Regions from separate parts of the Mus musculus genome. Here region 2 is linked to region 1. A link is a loop called in an ENCODE intact Hi-C map of the cell type or tissue named here. Cell type or tissue: heart. All regions are shown on one strand. Each heading gives the region's core, and the rest is flanking DNA. Links, peaks and the distances in the headings are about the cores only.

What was found. Hi-C counts contacts between places; a loop is a spot of excess contacts. Peaks named below come from ENCODE experiments on the same cell type or tissue, not always from the same donor. Only the 100,000 strongest peaks of a DNase experiment are listed, where the experiment ranks them.
Region 2: a loop joins it to region 1, with 6 times the contacts of the local background. A loop is called at or near these places in 24 of 42 quality-filtered maps.

What each region holds. Positions count from the first base shown.
Region 1 is chr7:45,075,923-45,085,995 of GRCm38, reverse strand. It overlaps Nosip (nitric oxide synthase interacting protein), which reads right to left. Exons shown (of 9, transcript NM_025533.3): 5 at 9,768-9,927; 6 at 9,568-9,686; 7 at 9,257-9,444; 8 at 9,067-9,175; 9 at 7,493-8,684. The coding sequence ends at 8,613. Rcn3 (reticulocalbin 3, EF-hand calcium binding domain) reads left to right here. Exons shown (of 7, transcript NM_026555.2): 5 at 1,032-1,092; 6 at 2,231-2,430; 7 at 2,633-3,082. The coding sequence ends at 2,740. Among named protein-coding and RNA genes, the nearest start is that of Rcn3, 11 kb to the left of the region's middle. In heart, for the core only: CTCF peaks have their summits at 5,019 (motif pointing left), 5,975 (motif pointing left) and 7,289 (motif pointing left); DNase peaks (open chromatin) are centred at 3,435, 4,725, 5,975, 7,255 and 1 weaker place; H3K27ac peaks cover 136 bases.
Region 2 is chr7:45,132,440-45,142,512 of GRCm38, reverse strand. Flt3l (FMS-like tyrosine kinase 3 ligand) reads left to right here and starts at 6,081. Exons shown (of 9, transcript NM_013520.3): 1 at 6,081-6,134; 2 at 6,429-6,495; 3 at 6,736-6,849; 4 at 7,338-7,391; 5 at 7,997-8,140; 6 at 8,487-8,631. The coding sequence starts at 6,463. Aldh16a1 (aldehyde dehydrogenase 16 family, member A1) reads left to right here. Exons shown (of 17, transcript NM_145954.2): 17 at 411-680. The coding sequence ends at 572. In heart, for the core only: no CTCF peak of the experiment used is centred there; DNase peaks (open chromatin) are centred at 5,122, 5,292, 6,092, 7,762 and 1 weaker place; H3K4me3 peaks cover 2,757 bases; H3K27ac peaks cover 3,035 bases; H3K27me3 peaks cover 375 bases.

The DNA.
Region 1 (10,073 bases), core at 3,300-8,299:
TACAGGGATCTTGTATGTTTGCTTTGTCTCTTGGGGTCCACTGCTAATCGTGATGAGCATTGAGCTCTTGAACTTGAGGAAGTGGAGTCTGTCTGTTTGTCTGTCTGTCTATCTATCTATCTATCTATCTATCTATCTATCTATCCATCTATCTGGGTTTCTGAGGCAGGGTTTCTCTGTGTAGCCCTGGCTGTCCTGGAAGTCACTTTGTAGATCGGGCAGACCTTGAACTCACAGAGTTTGCTGATCTTGCTAGCACTGGAACTAAAGGTGTGCACCACCACTGCCCAGGCAGAAACCATTTTTTAAAAAGACTTATTTATTATTATATCTAAGTACATTGTAGCTGTCTTCAGATGCAACAGAAGAGGGCATCAGATCTCATTACAGATGGTTGTGAGCCACCATGTGGTTGCTGGGATTTGAACTCAGGACCTTCGGAAGTGCAGTTGGTGCTCTTAACCACTGAGCCATCTCTCCAGCCCCAGAAACCATTTTTTTTAAATTAGGACAGATAGCATGAAGAGTAGCCGTGTTGGTGTATGTGCCAAAAAATGGTCCATGTGCCAGAGAGATGGCTTAAGAGCACTTGCTGTTCTGGCAAAAGTTGGGGTTCTCTTCTCAGCCCCAGAATAACTCCAGTTCTGCAGGGTCTGACGGCCTTATTTGCCTTGGAGGGACTGCATGCATGTGGTACACAGCATGCAAGCAAAATATCCATATACATAAAAATACATCATCCATGAGCCTGGCAGTGGTGGCAGATGCCTTTAATCCCAGCACTCGGGAGCAGGCAGGTCTGTGAGTTCAAAGCCAGCCTTGAGTTATATTCCCACCAGGACTACACAGTGAGAGCCTATCTCATAAAACCAGACAAAGCTGGGCAGGATTGGACATGGGGGTTCCTGGCTGCCTTCCACTGGACACAAGTACATCCCATCCCAGTAACATCCCAAGGCCCCGCCTCTCCTCCCCGTGGGCAGTGCTCAGCTGTAGGTACACTGACCCTTCACTCCAATGCCTCTCCCCAGGAGACCCTGGAGGACCTTGACAAGAACAAAGATGGCTACGTGCAGGTGGAAGAGTATATCGGTGAGCAAAGCCTGTTCCCACCTGAGGCCTGCCATCTCCTGGCACCAAGGAGAGCAGAGGTCCTCACCCTTCAAGCTGCATGGATAAAGCCCCACTGTGTGCAGAATCTACTGCATGCCGAGCCCAGGGAGCATCCATTAGGAACTTACTGCAGAAAGCACCAGAGAGAGAGGACCCTTTGGGGATAGCCTGGGGCTCACAATAGCTCAGGGGCTTTGCTGGTTGAACCAGACTCAAGATTTGTCTTGTTTCCATAACAGTGTCTCTCTCCAGTTGACCTGTTTAGGGCCATTTGAAGTGTTTCCGCCTGGCCAGCCAGCCCTGTGCTAGGCCTCGGGCTGTTTGACTCAGGGAGGTGCTAATGAGGATAAAATATGATTTTGCTGGCTTAAAAAAAAATTTTTTTTTGAGCTAAGTCTTCAGTAACTCAGGCTGGCCTTGAACTTGCTATGAAGTGAAGGACACCTTCAATTCCTGATCCCCATACTTCCACCTCCACAGAGCTGGGTCCATGGCACTGCAGCCTTGCCCTGCTTAGACAGTGCTGGGACAGAACCCGGGGCTTTGTTTTAAACAGGGACTCCACCAACCTCGCTACGTCTTTAGCCCCGACTCATGGGATTTTTTGAGTTTGAAAGGTTTATATATGAAGTATTCCATGCAACCAATATGCAAGGATTTATAAGAAATGAGTGCCTTATTTTTCCCCCGGGTTTTCTTTCTAAATCTTTTGTTTGTTTGCTTGTTTTTGTTTTTTTCCGAGACAGTGTTTCTCTGTGTAGTCCTGGCTGTCCTGGAACTCACTCTGTAGACCAGGCTGGCCTCGAATTCAGAAATCCACCTGCCTCTGCCTCCCAAGTGCTGGGATTATAGGTGTGAGCCACCAAGCCCGGCTCCTCTAAGTCTTTTTAAATAACATGTTTTATCCCTGAAACAAATTTGACAGATGTAGGATGAATGACCAAGGGGTCTGGTGGCCCGTGTGTGGGTGTGTGTGTGCAGATGGGATGGAGAGGGAAGAGTGCGGAGGGAGGCGTGTGGGTACCGCGAGGATGGCTTTTGGGATGCAGGACTAAGGTCTCCCAGGCTCCCGGGCCTGCCCTAGCCCTCATCTCCCCCACCCCCACATCCCCTTCAGCGGACCTGTACTCCGAGGAGCCTGGGGAGGAGGAACCTGCCTGGGTGCAGACAGAGCGGCAGCAGTTCCGAGAGTTCCGGGATCTGAACAAGGACGGGCGACTGGATGGCAGTGAAGTCGGTTACTGGGTGCTGCCTCCATCCCAGGACCAGCCCCTGGTGGAGGCCAACCACCTGCTGCATGAGAGCGACACGGACAAGGTGAGCCTGGGCTACTACTGCCTGCACGCAGGTGGGTCCGGAAACAGAGAGAGAAACGGAAAGAGACCTAGAGACAGATCCGGAGAAACAGATGGGGGCCGAGGCCTAGAGGAGAGAAGCCAGGCAGAGGAGGGGCCCTAGGGACAGCCTGGTGGGGATGTCCCCCGTGGGCCCTGCCTCCTGCTGACCACTCTGCCCACAGGATGGCCGGCTGAGCAAAGCTGAGATCTTGAGCAACTGGAACATGTTTGTGGGCAGCCAGGCCACCAACTACGGTGAGGACCTGACAAGGCACCATGATGAGCTCTGATCCCCATGTCTCTCAGACTTCCGACCACATGACCACATGGGGGACAACCGCGGGGCCACTGCAGCCAGCCCCGCCCCCAGGACACAGACTCAGCTCTGGTGTTCCTGGTTCTTGGGCCCTCAGTCACCTTCTCTCCCTGAGACCCCTGTCACCAACCCTGGGACCCCCCAACCTGCCCAGGATACTCAGGCACTCAAAGATAAGTGACACCCACTGATAGCATCCCAGCACTGACGCGGGGCCACATCCTGACCTAACCGCAATTTGAACTCTGAATGTCAACAGCACAAGCTAACCTGTCCTGCCTAGGAGCAATAAAAGCTGTTGCTGGGGTCCCCTGCTCTGTCTGTCTGTCTGTCTGTCTATCTGTGGGTGGGGGGAAGGATACTGTGAGGAGATGGAGGAGCATGCTGGCGCTGAGTGCGGAGGGCCTCAAGAGGGCGTAGTCCAGCGGTGATGTCCCCTCCACAGGGTCACATACATTACGATTCATAACAGCAAAATCACCGTTAGGCAATAGCAACAAAAATGATTTTATGGTTGGTGGAGATCCGTCAAAACAAGAGGAACTGTGTTAAAGGTTGAGGAGCACTGCTCTCGGGCATCTGGGCATGCGAGATGGGTGTTAGTGGACGTTTGAGGGCGTTCCCAGAGGCCGAGAATAAAGCCAGCAGCCTGGGGGCCGCAGGAAAGCCAGGCAGGAAATGCAGCCCGCCCCTAAGTGCTCCAGGGTGGGGAAGCACAAAACCACAGCTGGAGAAACAACCACAGCTCTCAGTGAAACACCCCGCGGTGAGGGTTCTGAAAATGGAATAGCCAGGAATGAGGAGGGAAAGCGCCTCTGTGTCAGCTGCATTGAGCCACACGGAGAGTGATATACACCCGTAATACAGCAACGCGAGGGCAGAGTCTAGCGCAGGAGGACGTCCGGGTGTTCATGTCTGGCCTGTTTGGTTTTGTTTGTTTGTTTAAAAAAAAAGGTTGGAGGGAAAAGGGGGGAAATAAAATGTAATTATATTTTAATTTAAAAGCGGAAGGGGTGCAAAAAAATAAAAAAGCCAGGCGATGGCACACACTTTTAGTCCTAACATTTGGGAGACAGAGACAGACAGATCTCTGAATTTGAGGCCAGCCTAGTCTACAAAGCCAGTTCTAGGATAGCCAGGACTGTCACACAGAGAAACTGTGTCATGAAAAACAATCAACCGGGCAGCGGTTGTGCACGCCTTTAATCCCAGCATTTAGGAGGCAGAGGCAGGCAGATTTCTGAGTTCAAGGCCAGCCTGGTCTACAGAGTGAGTTCCAGGACAGCCAGGACTGCACAGAGAAAACCCTGTCTCGGGAAAAAAAATAAAAGAAAAAAAGAAAGGAATTGGAAGGGAGAGAGAGAGAGAGAGAGCAAGCTTAGCGGTTAAGAGCACTGACTGCTCTTCCAAAGGTCCTGAGTTCAAACCCCAGCAACCACATGGTGGCTCACAACCATCCTAACAAGACCTGACGCCCTCTTCTGGTGTGTCTGAAGACAGCTACAGTGTACTTACATATAATAAATAAATCTAAAAAAAAAAAAGAAAAAGAAAAAGTCATAAAAAAAGAGAGAAAGAAAGAAAAGTGTATGTGCATGTGTGTGCATGCATGTGTATGCATGTGCATGCGTGTGTATGTGTGTGTGTGTCCTGCAGATGGATCCTAGTGTTGGGACCCCAGCACCCATGCCAGGCAGTTCACGTGTGCCTGGGACTCCATCCCAGAGCAATCTCATGAATTTTCTGGCCTCTCAGGGCACTCGTTTACACACTCACACAAATAAAATAAGCAGTGGGGTGTGGGTGCTGGCTGCATAGCTCAGCAAGTGTCCTGGGGATTAAACACTGTGAGAAAAAGGAACCTGAGGAAAAAAAGGCTTATTTCAGACCACTGCTCATCATTCCGGGAAGTTGGGGCGGGAGCTGATGCAGAAGCCTTGGAGGATACTGGCTGACTGGCTTGTGCCCCAGGCCTTGCTCAGCCTGCTTTCTTACAGCACCCAGAAGAACCTGGTCAGGGTGGCCCCGCCCATAATGGGCTGACCCTTCCTACACCAATCATCATTCAGGAAAAACTCCACAGACTTGTCTACATGCCAACGTTATGGAGGCCTTTTCTCAACTAAAATCTTTCTGCCTGGGGCTGGAGAGATGGCTCAGCAGTTAAAAGCACCGACTGCTCTTCTAGAGGTCCTGAGTTCCCAGCAACACATGGTGGCTCACAACCATCTGTAATGGGATCTGATGCCCTCTTCTGGGATGCAGGCATGCATGCAGGCAGAACATTGTATACGTGATAAACAAATCTAAAAAAAGGATTCTTCCTTCCTGGGGCTGGAGAGATGGCTCAGGGGTTAAGGGCATTAGCTGTTCTTCCAAAGGCTCTGCACCCAGACAGCAGCTCATAACGGTCTATGCAACTTTATTTCCAGGGGATCACACAGACACACACACACACACACACTCAGACAACACAACCAATGTATATAATAAACGAACAAGCAAATAAAAGACTCTTCCTAAATAAACAAATAATAAAAGGTTCTTTCTTCCCAGACGACCCAGCACATGGGTAAAGGTGTTTACTAGTAAGCCTGATTGCCTGGAAGATTGGACACAGAACTTTTTTTTTTGTTGTTTTTTTTTTTTTTTTGAGACCGGTCTGTGCAGCCTTGGCTAACGTGGAAGTCATTTTGTACATCAGGCTGGCCTCGAACTCAGACATCAATCTTCTCCTGACTCTTGAGTGCTGAGATTAAAGGTGTGCACCACCATGCCCAGTTGGAACCCCAGAATTTTTTTGTTTTGTTTTGTTTTTTCTAGACAGGGTTTCTCTGTGTAGCCCTGGCTGTCCTGGAACTCACTCTGAAGACCAGGCTGGCCTCGAACTCAGAAATCCCCTGCCTCTGTCTCCCAAGTGCTGGGATTAAAGGCGTAACCAACCACGCCCGGCTACCCCAGAATTTTTTAATGAGGTCCATGCCAGGCCAGTGCCTTCCTAAACATTCCAGACTGCATAACATCTACAGTGCTCATCTTCAGAAAAAGTGGTGACATCGCAAGGGCTTTGACATACAGCTCAGAAGAAGAGACTTCAAAGTCCCCAAGTGCCGGTGGAAATGTCATCCAATTTAGCCCAGTCTGTGTATTCCGGAGCAGACACAATTACTTACCAAGGCATGGAATGGCGCGCGTGCCCTCTGCTGGCGAGTTCTGGGACTACCGGCTGGGAAATCACTGGCTCTTACAGGGGCTTGCGTGATGCTTCCCTGGGGGGTTCAGTATCTCAAGGCAGTTTATCTTGTTTGTTTGTTTGGGGTTTTTTTTGAGACAGGGTTTCTCTGTATATTCCTGTAGACCAGGCTGGCCTCGAACTCAGAAATCCATCTGCCTCTGCCTCGTGAGTGCTGGGATTAAAGGCGTGCACCACCACACCCCGCATCTTGTTTATTTTTATTGAATTTTTTTTGTGTGTGTGCGGGTCAGACGATGTGTTGTGATGGTGTTTTCTTCCCACCATGTGGATTTTAAGGATTTAGGAGTTTTATTCTTGTCAACTTTAAAAGTTAGCAAACCAAGTAATGGGTCTTAAAGCATTGGGTCAGGGTTACCAGAGTTAGGACCCAGGCTCTGAGCTCTACCCTCTAACAACACTCCAGTTTCTTACTGTGGCATCCCAGGCATGTCCCACTGAGCCACACTCCCTCTCAGGCTGACAGTAGTCGAACCTGAGTCTGTTTTATTCTTCAGGAGAAAATTGTTTTTTTGTTTTGTTTTGTTTTGTTTTGTTTTGTTTTGAGACAGGGTTTCTCTATGTAGCCCTGGCTGCCCTGAACTCACTCTATAGACCAGGATGGCCTCGAACTTAGAAACCTGCCTGCCTCTGCCTCCTGAGTGCTGGGATTAAAGGCGTGCGCCACCACACCCCACTCCTTGCTGAGTTCCTTGGATTGAACCCCTAAACAGCAAATATAATTCAACTGGGTTCAGCTGGACTTTAATCAATATAGTTGGGGTACCTCCCTAGCTTTCTTCTCGGAACTCCTGTCATCCCTCTCCCTTCCTCATCTGCTGGTGGATGGCAGGTGTGTACCGCCAGCCCTGGCTGGGCTCTGCACTGGCATTTGGTAGTCATGGCTTGACCCTGTCCTGGGCTAAAAGCACACACCATTTAAAAGCAACTTGGCATTTTCTAAATGTTGGGTCTCCAAATTTTCTGATGTTTTCTTCTTTCTGGTTACTTTACGTACTTGGGTAACATCTGTATTTGGTGTGTCCCTGTGTGTGACACCCACAGGCCAGAGCTGGGTGTCTTCACCCACTGCTTACATTACGTAGGGAGAGGAGGTCTCTCACTGAACCTGGAATGGGATGGTGTGGATCATCAGCAAACCCCAGGGACCCTCGTCTCTGATGCTAGCATTACAGGGATCTGAACTCACACCTTCCAGTCTGTGGACTCTCAGCCCCAGCCTGTTTAAATTCTAAGCCTCTCATCGGCAGTGACGTTCTGCCCTCTAGTGGCCGCAGGTGGACATCTGATTTACTGGCCAAGAGGCCCTTCCAAATCTTTGAAAGGTTGTGTCCTTGACAGTATCTTATCAAAATTATACACAAAGCAGCAAACTACGCACACAGGAAAGACCCAGGTGCCCCCACACACTCCGGTAATGTGCGACAAGGGCAGTGAAAGCAGGGGGTCAGTGTTACAGGCGCACACCACTATGCCTGGAATATACGTTTTGTTTAAATATTAGCAACAGACTTACAGGATGTAAAATTATAAATACACAAGTTGCCACACATTGAACACATCTTCTCATCACTGCATGGCCAGTGTTTTGGTTTTTTCCATCAAGAATTTGCCCAACAGCCGGGCGTGGTAGCGCACGCCTTTAATCCCAGCAGAGTCAGGTGGATTTCTGAGTTCGAGGCCAGCCTGGTCTACAAAGTGAGTTCCAGGACAGCCAGGGCTACACAGAGAAACCCTGTCTCGAAAAATAAAACAACAAAGAATTTGGCCAGATTTAAGGACTCAAATGTATATAATTGTTTCTCTTATTCTGAGGCAGTCTTATACAGCACAAAGTAGCCTCAATTTTGCAGCAGTTCTCTTCTGTGATGGGATGGAAACACGGGGTGAAGATGGCTCAGTGGTTTAGAGTGCTTGCTGCTCTTGGCAGAGGACCCAAGCCTGGCCCCCAGCATCTAGACTAGGCTACTCAAGGCTGCCTGACCCCAGAGCCAGGGGTCTGACAGGTTAGTACGGCCTATGCAGGCATTGGACTCATGTGCACAAACCCCTCCCTTAGATATACATTAAGGAACTCAACACTTGCTTAGTGTGTGCATTTGCCAGTACAAAGAGAAAAGAAAGCTATTTTTACTTGGAGGCAGGGATGAGGGTGGTCTGCGTCTCTTTGAGCAAGTTTAAGGGGGCTGGGGAAGGGAAGTTGGCTCTTGAGAGATATTCTCAGGTGTTCAGGGAAAGAAGAGGAGGAGGGTACGTGCATGTGAAGCAGTGTGCAGTGTGTAATGGGTCTGTAGGGATCGCTGGGGGAGGGGCACTTGGTGGGGGCAGGTCCATGTCTAGGGGTCTCGGGAGGTAGCTGGCCTGGGAGTGCTATCACGAGACTTGCACTTCTTGTTCAGGGCACCCTCTTCCAAGTCCTGCCTGAGGCTGGAGGAGACCCACAGGTTCACGCCGGGGTTTCTGCCTGGTCCTAAGTGACTGAGTAAATCCCAGGAGCCCAGGCCCACACCGCAGGCCCACTCCTTCTGTCGCCGGGCCTACAATGAGGCGCCAGGCATCCAGATGTTCACATCCACGTTTATTAGGCCACGGCTCAGGCCTGCATCACTGGCCGAGACATTTCTGCCTGTAGCTTCACTCCGGAGCCCGCAAAGCCGGTGCCGCCCTAGAGAGGAGAGAAAAGAACAAGCTGGAGGTGCCTCACAGGCTGGGCTCCCAGCAGCAGTGGGGGTTCTGTTGGGGGGGGGGGGGGCAGAGAAATAAGTCCCAGGGCAGGAAATGGAGGGCATTCAGAACATCGAAGAGTCTGGACAGTGGGAGTGTCTTTGACAAAGGGGAGGAGCCCAAGGGCGGAGGAGGATGGGGCATTAGAAAGAAAACAGTGCCATAGAAGAGCCAACAGTGTATAGGGAGGAAAAACGTGAGGGGTGGGCAAAAGGGGGCCGGGTGGAAGACAGGTGGGTATGACACCAGGGGACAGTTTGCAGTGCAGGCTAGGATGGGGTGCGGGCTGCGGTGAGGGCTGCGGTGAGCGAATGGCAACTCACCCGCTGCAGCACGATGATGTCGCGCTCTGTCAGCGTGTCCCCATTCACGGGGTCCACCATGTCCTTCCGGATCAGTTTCTCAACACACTCCAGGGTGACCACAGCCCCACTACAGTGGAAGACAGTGCCAAAAGTCAGCCCCGTGGAATCTCGGACCCTCGAGCCTCTTCTCCCCACACCCCGCACTCACGAGGGACGCAGCACTGCGCACGGCGTGGCATTGCTCAGACTGTCTCGGGTCACTGCGCAAACGTAGCGCTCACTGCGTGTGATGAGTCCCACGCGGTCCACAGAGTCGTCCAGCTGCGTGAAGCGCACTGACGTCAGGTCCGACATGCGCAGTGGCTTCCCGGACATCGGGCAGGTCACCGTGCGGGACTACAGGTAGAGGCAGGGTCAATAGGGGAGAGGGAGAGGGTCCGCCATGTGGGCGGTGGAAGGGGCATGAGGGGCGGGGAGAACGGACTGCAGCAGCAGGAATCCTGGACATTGGGCCCTCACCGGCTTTTCCAGCTTGGTGGCCTTTGCCTCGGGCGTTAGTGAGGGAATCCAGAAGCTGGGCAGTGCTTTGTCCTTGTCCTTGCCTACGGGACCCACACTGGGCCCTGGCTGTTCACCCTCTGTGGAAGGGAGAAGCTGGGGTACACACTTCAGGAAGCCACCCCCTAAAGACCCGACCAAGGGCAGGTATTTCTTGTCACCTGTGTTGGGCAAGGTGGCAGCCTTGGGCATGAAGGGGTTGAGGGGCCGGCTCACGATGGCCGCCTCCTTCTCTAGGAAGCCTCTAACTTGGTCCTGGGCTGCAGCTCGCTGCAGCTCTTTCTGCTCTTCTCTCCTCGCTCCTCGCTGCTTCTCATAGGCCTGGGGGAAGAGGGACCTGGGTTAGCAGTACCAGGGCCCACCCTGGTGTCTACCCCACCCCACCAGTGTGGGGACAGAGCCCTGGGCAGCTCTGGCATAACTGGCAACAGTTGTTGACACTTTCGTGTTCTTTTGCTAAGGTGGCC
Region 2 (10,073 bases), core at 3,273-8,272, 57 kb before region 1:
AACTCACAGAGATTTGCTGGCCTCTGCCTCGCAAGTGCTGAGATTAAAGGTGTACAACACTGCTGCTCAAAGGAAGGCAGTCTTCTTCACAAGGGCCCAAAGCCTCCCTTGCCCAAAGACATGGTTTTCGGAAGACCTATTGCTAGGGTATGCACCCTAGCAACATTCCAAGGCTCTACCCTCCTGAGCCACTGTGCTGGATGGGAAGTCCCTGTTGGCAAGAGCCTTGAACTGGGCAAGATGAGGATTCCCTAGATCTACTTCCTCTACATCTAAAAGGAATGTTGGCCAGGATCTAAATGTCCAGCCTTGTCAGGTCTCTAGGGCTTTTACAGGTGTCCGTTGCTAAGGAAGCAGCTGTTTGGCAACTAAACCACTGGCAGTACTAATCACATATCTCTCCGTCCCAGGGCTCCCAGTTTGTGGAATGGGCCTCTGCAGGAAACCTCAAGTCTGTGTGGGTAAACAGGGGCTTCCCAAGGGCCTGGGATGTGGAGGTCCAGGGGGCAGGACAGGAGCTGAGTCTTCACGCAGCACGAACAAAGGCCCTGTGGCTGCCAATGGGGGACTGATGCCGAAGCCACCCACTCCATCTTTGATGCTCAGGAGCACCAAGTGCTTGGAACGTTTCTCTCAGATTTCCCATGGCTTCTAATAAACTGAGTGACTTTAACTGTGCATTTGAGGATGTGGGAACAGTGGCTTCTTCATGTGTGGCCCAGTAGGCAACCCTGGGAGAATACTGTGTTTATGGGATGCATAAAGGGAACTCAGCCCCATCCAGCACTCTTGAGTCAGGAGGCAGAAGAGGGAAGTCCCTGGAAGGCTCTGTCCCCTTTGTAATTGATTCCAGCACTGATGCCTTCCTGTAAGTCCCCTTTCTGAACAAGAAGGTCAGTATCCTAGCACAGCCCTAGTGTGCCAGCCCCAAGCCAGGGGCCACCACTGCTGCCAGGTGCTGAGGGCACAGCTTCGAGGCAAGCCTGGCTTCCTGGAGCTGAAACTCACCAGGTGCTTGCCATCACAGAAGATCTCCATGGGTTTAGCTTTTAGTTTGGTTTTAGGTTTGTGGTTTTGCTTTTTTCCCCCTTCTTTGGTCTTTTTCAGCAAGGTCTTAGGGCACAGCTAATCGCACATCCACTCCTCATGTCTCACCCATGAACCTCCAGGCCTGACGCACTGCTGGCTTGACAATAGAAGCATGGGGGGGAGGTTGTTTTGTTTTTTAGATTTATTTATTTATTTATTTTACAATTGTGAGCCCAATGTCTTTAGACACACCAGAAGAGGGCATCAGATCCTATTGTAGATGGTTGTGAGCCACCATGTAGTTTCTGGGAATTGAACTCAGGACCTCTGGAAGAGCAGTCAGTGCCCCTCGTTTTTGGTTTTTAAAGCAGGATCTCACTGTGTACTCTTGTAGGACTTGTTTGCTTTAAGCCAGGCAGTGATGTTTTAAGCCATTCCTTTAATCCCAGCATTCAGGAGGCAGAGGCAGGTGGATGTCTGAGTTTGAGGCCAGCCTGGTCTATAGAGCAAGTTCCAGGACAGCCAGGTACACAGAGAAACCCTGTCTAAAAAAAAAAAAATAATAATAAGTTTCACGGGAGTTTTGGTTTTTGTTTTGGGGTTTTTGGTGTGTATGTATGTGGCATGCACAAAAGTCAGAAAACGACTTCTGGGATCAGTTTTCTCCTTCACCATGTCAGTTCATGGGATCAACTCAGATGTTTATGCTTGGTAGTCATAACCTATTTTATTAGCTCAGCCATCTCACCCCTGATCTGGAATTCTTGTGATCCACCTGGGATTATATATGTATGGACACGTCCACCCTGTGCTCTTCCTTAGTCTCTGCCAAATCCTGTTTACCATGTGAGGTCATAAAACAAGCCAGAGTGTCTGTTCACCCAGGCTGAGCATGAAGGCCCCAGGCAAGAGAAGTCGAGAAGAGCCGTCAGAATGGCCTAGACTTTAGCAGTAACCCTGATCTGTACTGGTTGACTCACTGCACATTGTCAAGGCCTCCCTCCTTCCCTCTCTCTCTCTCTCTTTCCCTCTCTCTCCCCGGTCTGCTCACTAATGTTGCCCAGTGAACTGGGCTAACAGAGGCTGTCTTAGTCCATTTTCTTTTCTCGTATGTTTTGGTTTGGTGTTCTATTTGCTTGGTTTGGTTTCAAGAACGTGTGTGTGTGTGTGTGTGTGTGTGTGTGTGTGTGTGTGTGTGTGTGTTCCTGGTTGGACTGTGGCACCAGAGATGACCTTGCATTCCCGATCTGCCACTGGGATGACAGCTTGAGCCATCAGGCTCAACTTATTCTTACTCCATCTTCTGAGCTGTAACTGATTATCACAGACTGTCACTTTGTCACTTGCCAAGAATAAAGGTTCCATCACATGGCTGTTGAAGCTGGGAGGGGCCCCATCTGGTTGGCACTTGTGAGGCCTTCTTGGCATGGCAATGGCATGAGAGCTTTTTAGAGACAACAAAGCCTCCTCCCAGTGACCCTGATGGTGTGCTGTTGTGTGTGAGGGTTGCTGCTGCTGTGATGACAATCGTCATGGCAAGCAGCTGGGGGAGGGGAGGGTTTATTTAGCTTACACATTCCAAATCACAGTCCACTAGGAAAGCCATGGTAGGAACTCAAACCTGGCAGAAACCCGGAAGCAGGGACCATGGAGCAGTGCTGCTTGCTGGCTTGCTTCCTGTGGCTTGCTCAGCCTGCTTTCTTACAGCACCCATGACCCCCAGCCCAGGGGTAACACAATTCACCATGGTGGCAGAATCTCTGAGTTAAGGCCAGCCTGGTCTACAGATCAAGTTACAGGATAGCCAAGGTTACACAGAAACCCTGTATCGAGGAAACGGGGTGGGGGTGGGGAGACTAGCCAGAATAGTAGCAGTATGTTTTCTTCTTCTTCTTCTTCTCCTCCTTCTTCTTCTTCTTCTTCTTCTTCTTCTTCTTCTTCTTCTTCTTCTTCTTCTTCTTCTTCTTCTTCTTCTTCTTCTTCTTCTTCCTCTTCTTCTTCTTCTCCTCCTCCTCCTCCTCTTCTTCCTCCTCTTCCTCCTCCTCCTCCTTTCTTTTAGCGATCTATTTTTAATTTATGTATGAGGGTGTGAGATTCCCTAGAGTTAGAAACAGTTGTGACCTGCCTTGTGAGTGCTGGGAATTGAACCAGGGTCCTTTGGAAGAATAGCCAGTGCTTTTAACCTTGAGCTATCTCTCTAGTTCCATGTTTTTATTTTAATGCTTTATGTGGGTATGGACACATGAGGTCAGAAGAGAGTACTGGATGCCATGGCACTGCACCGCTGTGGGTGCTAGAAACTGAAGCGGGTCCTGTGCAATAGCACATCCTTTCAATCTCAGTCATCTTTCCAGCCCCACATTTTCAAGTTTTTGAGACAGAATCTGGTGTGGTAGCACACACCTTTCATTCCAGAGGCAGGGCAGGTGAGCCTCTTTGAAGTTGAGAGCAGCCTTGTTCATATATCTTGCTCCAGGCCAGGGCTACATACTGTACTTAGTAAGACTCTCAAAAAGAGAGAGAGTCTGACTAAGCCTGACTGAATTGGAACTTACCTTCCCAAGGTGTTCCAGAACATACTGTGATTCTCCCGCCCCAGCCTTCAAGTGCTGAGATACCAGGTCCCATGTATGACTCCATTAAAGCGTCATCTGGAGATACCAGCAGTGTGAAAGAACACATGTGAAAAAGTTAGGATACAGTCAGCCTAGCCCAGGCCCACTTCCCTCACATTCATCCCAAGCCACTGGGCTTCACCCCACAGTAAGTGAAGTCATTGGCCAAAGCAAACAAACTTGCCAGAGTTTCCAGCAGACATAGGGCTCTGCAGAAAAGACTTAGGTGGACCATGGAAGAAACAGAACTACACAGGCAGTAGAGTCCTGCTTAGATTGCCACAGAGTCTGGGTCATGGCTCAACAGCAGAGTGTCTGCCTAGCATGTGGGACGTGCTAGGTTCAATCCCCAGAACTGCACAAAAAGAAGATACCTTCTTTTTGTCCTTTTACTGACTCATCTCCCAGTTTAGGGCAGAAAAACCTTCAGCTTAAAGAGGACAAAGGGCTAGTTCTCATAGTGACAAAGCCAGCACTCGCATGAAACCTGCAGACTGGGATGTGACAGATTCCCTGAAGTGCTATAAAAAGCAGCTCAATGAACTAACCATGGCCTGTGCACCCCCACACTCTGCAGCAGCAGTGGGGGTGCAGAGCCCAGAGGAGCATAGATGGGCTGAGGATTGACTGTTTTGGAAGACAAAGTGTGATGTGATCCAGACTGGCTTCAGTCTCGTAATGAAGGATGATCCTGCCTGGATTACAGGTGTGCTCCACCTAGTCTGGTCTGCCTGGAGATGCGATCCAGGGTTTCACACATGCTAGCCAAGCACGGGGGTATTTGCAGCCCCAGGATCTTGAGATGGGATCTCCATACATTATCTAAGTTGACCCTAAATCCAAGAACAAGCAATCCACCCGCGACTCAGAGAAGATCCAGCTGCCTCTTCTAAGTATTGGGAGTAAAGGTTTCATCACCACATCTTGCCTGTTATATGACACAGGGTCTTATATGTAGCCAAGGCTAACCTTGAACTCCTGGTCCACCTGCCTCCAATGCACCATACTCTTCATTCTTGGTCTTTCAAGCACAACCAGGTCCTTTCTGAATTGCCTCTGTGTGGACTCAGGTGGAGTCCAGGTGCCAGCCCCGATAAACAAAGGCACTCCCCATACTTGGAAAATCCCAAGGATTTATCTCCTAGGAACCAAAACCAAAGCCCAGACACATCCTGTGCTACACCACAGCAATGAGATGGGAAGAGGTCGGACTCTTGTGTAGCTGCTGCTTAGGCGAGTCATAGTTCTGGGTGCAAGGGCTTTGCAGGGTGGAAACAGCCACGGAAGAATAGAAGACAATGGGGAAGATAAGGAAACCACATCGTGTGTTAAATGGTGATAAGGGCAAAGCAGGGTGAGTCTGGTGCTGCGAGGGGAGCTTCTTGGGGAAGGGTGTCATGAGGCCTCTGCCTATGTGTTTAAGCAAGGGCTTGGGCAAGATGGGGACAACACAAGGATCTGGAGGGAAGGTATTCCATGATTGGAAACAGCTAGTGCAAAGGCCCCTGGCCAAGAGAATGCCCACCTGAGACGCACGCGCATGGCTAGTGTTGGGAAGGAACACTGATAGCATGAGGTTAGCAGGGAGGGGTTAGGAGAGCACAGAGTCAAACACTGCAGCTCTATGTGGAGGGGTGAGGTGGGCGGCACCATCGATTGAGTCGGGGACCTCAAGCTTGCTAGTTCTCTGCCACTGACTCTCTGGTGGATTCTAGGCAGCTGCTCTCCAACTGAGCTGTGCACCTGCCCGTCTTTGTAGTATTTATTTATGTATTTATGTACGTATGTATGTATGTATTTATTTATTTATTTATAGACAGTTTCTCTGTATAGCCCTGACTGTCCTGGAACCAGTCTGTAGACCAGGCTGGCCTTGAACTCAGAAATCTGCCTGCCTCTGCCTCCCGGGTGCTGGGATTAAAGGTGTGCGCCACCACGCCCAGCCATCTTTGTAGTTTTTGAGACAGGGTCTTAGTAAATTGCTCAGGCCAGTCTTGAAACAAGGCCAGCCTCCAACCCTCATTCCTCCTGCCTCGGGCTCCTTGGAAACTGGAGTGACAGGTCTGTATTACCAGTCCTTGCTAAGAAGGCTGGACTTTTATCCCAAATGAATCAGGAACCTAGAGGCTGGAGGTTCACAAGTTCTGTGCCCCAGGAAGCAGATGATGGCTAGGAAGTAGGGAAATCAGAAAGGAAGCCACTATGACATTCCTTATGGTGGAGGCAAAGTCTATTTAATGGCAGCTGAAGTGACTGACACTGTTCGGATTCTACATACACTTCGAAGCTGGAAAGCCTTGTCGCATCCCTTCGCTATCCTTTCAGGGCCCAAGCTGAGGTCTGCGGCCGCGCCACTTGTTACCACTAGGTGGCGTGTCCCGCCCGGGCTCGAACTCACCCCTGGCACTGTCTACCCCAAAGCTTCCTTTCACTTTCGGTCTTTGGCTGTCATCCAGCTTTGGCTTTCCACACCCAGCTGGGGCAAGCCTGGTGCGTGGGGTGAATGGCTTTCCAAGTCCCCGAGGGGCGGTCCCAAGGTCCCCACTCCCGGGCAGAGGGAGCAGGGTGCGAGACCTGGGGAGGATTCTGGGGACGTCGGTCGGGGTTCTTAGAAGAGGAGATGACTTTTCACAGTCACTGAGGCTCGTGCAGGAAGCCTGGGGGAGCAGGAGGCGGAAACGCACCCACATCAAGGGCGGCAGGGCGGGGCGGCGGGGTACAGGGGTGGGTGGGGAAGGGGCTGCAGGGTATGAGCCCGAGACCTGCCCTCCTGTCACTTCCAAGAACCTGTCACAGGCATGAGGGGTCCCCGGCAGAGATGACAGTGCTGGCGCCAGCCTGGAGCCCAAATGTGCGTATACCTGAGGGGTGATGGAGCCGGGCGGAGAAGGGAAATGGGCAGGGGATGGAGGCATGAGGAGACAGACACAGAACAGGATTGGAAGAAAAAAAAGAGGATGGCCACAGGTTTGTCACAGGAGCCAAGGTGCAGGACAGGCAGAGACAGGGAAGATGACACCCAGTTAATGAGGGAAGCAGGATCCAGGGAGCCCCTGCATGGAAGTCAGTTGCTGACACCACCTCCCTGTAGTCCTCCCTGTTGCTGCTGTTGCTGCTGCTGAGTCCTTGCCTGCGGGGGACACCTGACTGTTACTTCAGCCACAGTCCCATCTCCTCCAACTTCAAAGTGAAGTTTAGAGAGTTGGTGAGCCAGTTCCCATACTGTGCTGGGTCCTTATCTCCGCATCTCTGTCTCACAACATGTCTTTATCTCTGTGAGGTCTCTGTCCCTCTCTCTTTGGATCTCCGCCCCCTGCCCCCTTCTCTGGGTCTCTTACTATCTTTCTCTGTCTCAGTCTCTCTTTCTGAGTCCCTGTTCTCTGAGTCTCTGTCACTGTTTCTCTCTAGGACTTCTGGCCTTCACTCTGAGCACATGTTCCTCTCTGTCCCTCTCTCTGTCCCTCTCTCTGGATGCCTCTCTCTGTAGACCTCTGCTGCTCTGTGAGTCTCTTTGCTACTGTCTTGGTGTCTCTTCTCTCTCTCTCTCTCTCTCTCTCTCTCTCTCTCGTTCTCTTCTTCTTTATGTGAGTCCTGCCTCTTTTCTGTCCTTGTCCCCTTGTCTCAGGGTCAACTTCTCCGACTCTATAATTTGCTCTTGCTTTCAATCAGGCCTCACCTTGTTTTCTCCCATAGACTGACCACCTGCTTAAAGATTACCCAGTCACTGTGGCCGTCAATCTTCAGGACGTGAGTCACAGTCGGGAGGGCCCTGGGATGGAGGTGGGAACCAGACTCAAGATGTGCCACCAGTCAGGGACAAGACTAGTGGGCTACCTCCTGCACCCTCAGACCTGAAAATCTAGACCTTCTTTCCACCCACACCCACCCCATCCTAGCCCCAGATCAAGGCATCCTAGCTCATTCTCCCACCAAGCTGTCAAGACTGGCCTCTATGTTCCTTTCTCGCTTGGGTTTAGTAGGTCACTCCCTCTCAGGCATCTGGCCCCGCCCCTCCGTGGAGAGGGCGTGGTCTTCAGACTTGAAGCCCCACCACTTTTCTCCCTTGGTGTCTGGCCGGGTCTCATCTCAGGCATTTGATCCATACCCACCTCCATCTCACAAGTGACAGGCCCACCCTTCCTACCCTTTCTGGCCCCACCTCTTTCGGTCTCCTGGCCCCGCCCACTAATTTTAGCATCTGGTCACGCCCATTCTCCGCTGACACCTAGCCCCATCACTAAGCCATCCTGACCCGCTCTCCTTCCTTCTGCCTTCTGGCCCGGCCTAACCCATGTCAGTCATCTAGCCCCGCCCCTACTCTCTGAGCTCTGGCCTGGGTTCTTGGTCTGCAGGAGAAGCACTGCAAGGCCTTGTGGAGCCTCTTCCTAGCCCAGCGCTGGATAGAGCAACTGAAGACTGTGGCAGGGTCTAAGATGCAAACGCTTCTGGAGGACGTCAACACCGAGATACATTTTGTCACCTCATGTACCTTCCAGGTTAGCACTAGAACTCAAATGAAGAGAGCCAAGTCCCTCCCCAGGCCTTGAAAAACAGCTCTGCCAGCCGGGTCTTTTAGGGGGAGTTCATTTTCCCACAGCATACCACGGAGGTAGGGCTGGAACCTCCAAGCCCCGAGGTCACCTGGGGATCTGTTACTGGGTCTGTGCCTTAATAGCTGAAGAAGGTTGTTCCTAAGGTGTTCTCTTTCCTAACAACTGGAGAACCCTGGAGTCTTTGAGGCCTGGGCCCCTAGGCTCTGTGACCTCTGCAGGTCAGGGCCCTGGGTTGGTGGAGCCCCTGGTGTGACATGGTGATGATCTGTCCCTCCCTCCCTTCTCCCAGCCCCTACCAGAATGTCTGCGATTCGTCCAGACCAACATCTCCCACCTCCTGAAGGACACCTGCACACAGCTGCTTGCTCTGAAGCCCTGTATCGGGAAGGCCTGCCAGAATTTCTCTCGGTGCCTGGAGGTGCAGTGCCAGCCGGGTAACGGTGGCCCCAGAGCCCAGCACCATGGTGCCACCAGGCTCACAGCCACAGCCTTGCTAACTGTGTGTCCAGGGCTTCTGCTCCCACTAGTTGGCACTTCACACATGTTCTTTCTCCCTTATTTTCTCTCTTTTCTTTCTTCTTTTTTAAAGATGTATCTTTATGTGTGAGTGTTTTACCTACATGCCTGTAAGTGCACTGAATGTGTGTCTGGTGCCTGCAGAGGCCAGAAGAGGGCACCAGATCCCCTGAAACTGGAGTCTCTGCTCCGTGTGAACCACCACGTGGGTGCTGGGACCCAGGTCCAATGCAAGAGCACCCAGGGTTCTTACCTGCTGAGCCACCACTTCAACCCTTTTTCTTTTCTTTTGAGATAGGGTCTCATTATGCAGGCTAGGCTGACCCTGAACTCAAAGCAATCCTCCTGCCTCAGTGTCCTGAGTGCTGGGATTACAGGTATGAAGCCAGAACATCTGGCTTCCTTTCCTTTCCTTTTTTTCATGTTTTTGTCATCATATATTATGTATAGCAACGTCTCATGTCATCCATGTCTGCATTTCCATCACACCATGACTTTCTCCTGTGCGTCCTATCTCACTGATCCCCTTTCTCTCTCCAATGGTCCCTCTCCTTTCTTTCCTTCATATATATATGTATATATATGCACATATATATACATATACATATATATATGTATATATATATATATGTATATATATATATATATTTTTTTTTTTAAAGCCAGTTAGGCAGGTAGCCTGTAAGAGGGCACTTTACCCACGGCTAAACTTCTGAAGAAAATGTTTCTTCCTGTTTAGCAACCTTCTAATTGCTATAGATGCCCAGGAAAGGACAGGCCATTCCTTTTTATGGCCCCAGGTCACCTATCTTTGAGAAGGAGACAGAATTTCCAGTATGTTTATCTAGGGCAGTCCTGTGTACAGGGAACGTACACGGAGTGAGCATGGTTTCTGGGTAACAATACCAATAGCCATGCTCACTGTTTTCTCTTTTTTCCCCTCCCCTCTGTTTTGACGGTGTTCTTTTGAGACAGTCTGTCTCTATAGTCCTGGCTGCCTGTAGCTTGCTATGCTGACCAGGCTGAGATCCCTCAGCTTCTGCTCCTGACTTCTGGGGTTGAAGGTGTAGACCAGGATGCCCAGCCATGCTCACACTTTTTATCCCCAGTGTTGGTTTATTTTTCAGTGTTTCTTGATACATTCCTGTCAGTCCTACAACTTACTATGTAGACCAGGCTAGCCTCAAATTCACAGAGCTCTGTCTGCCTCTGCTTCCTGAGTGTTGAATTGTTAAAGGCGTGGTCTGCCAGGCCTACCTTATGCCCCCAGGTCTAGGTTTTGTTGTTAATAGGCTCCTCATGAACCACCCATCACCCGTATTCTCCAGGACGTTCCACGTTTGCGCTGATGAGCCCCCTC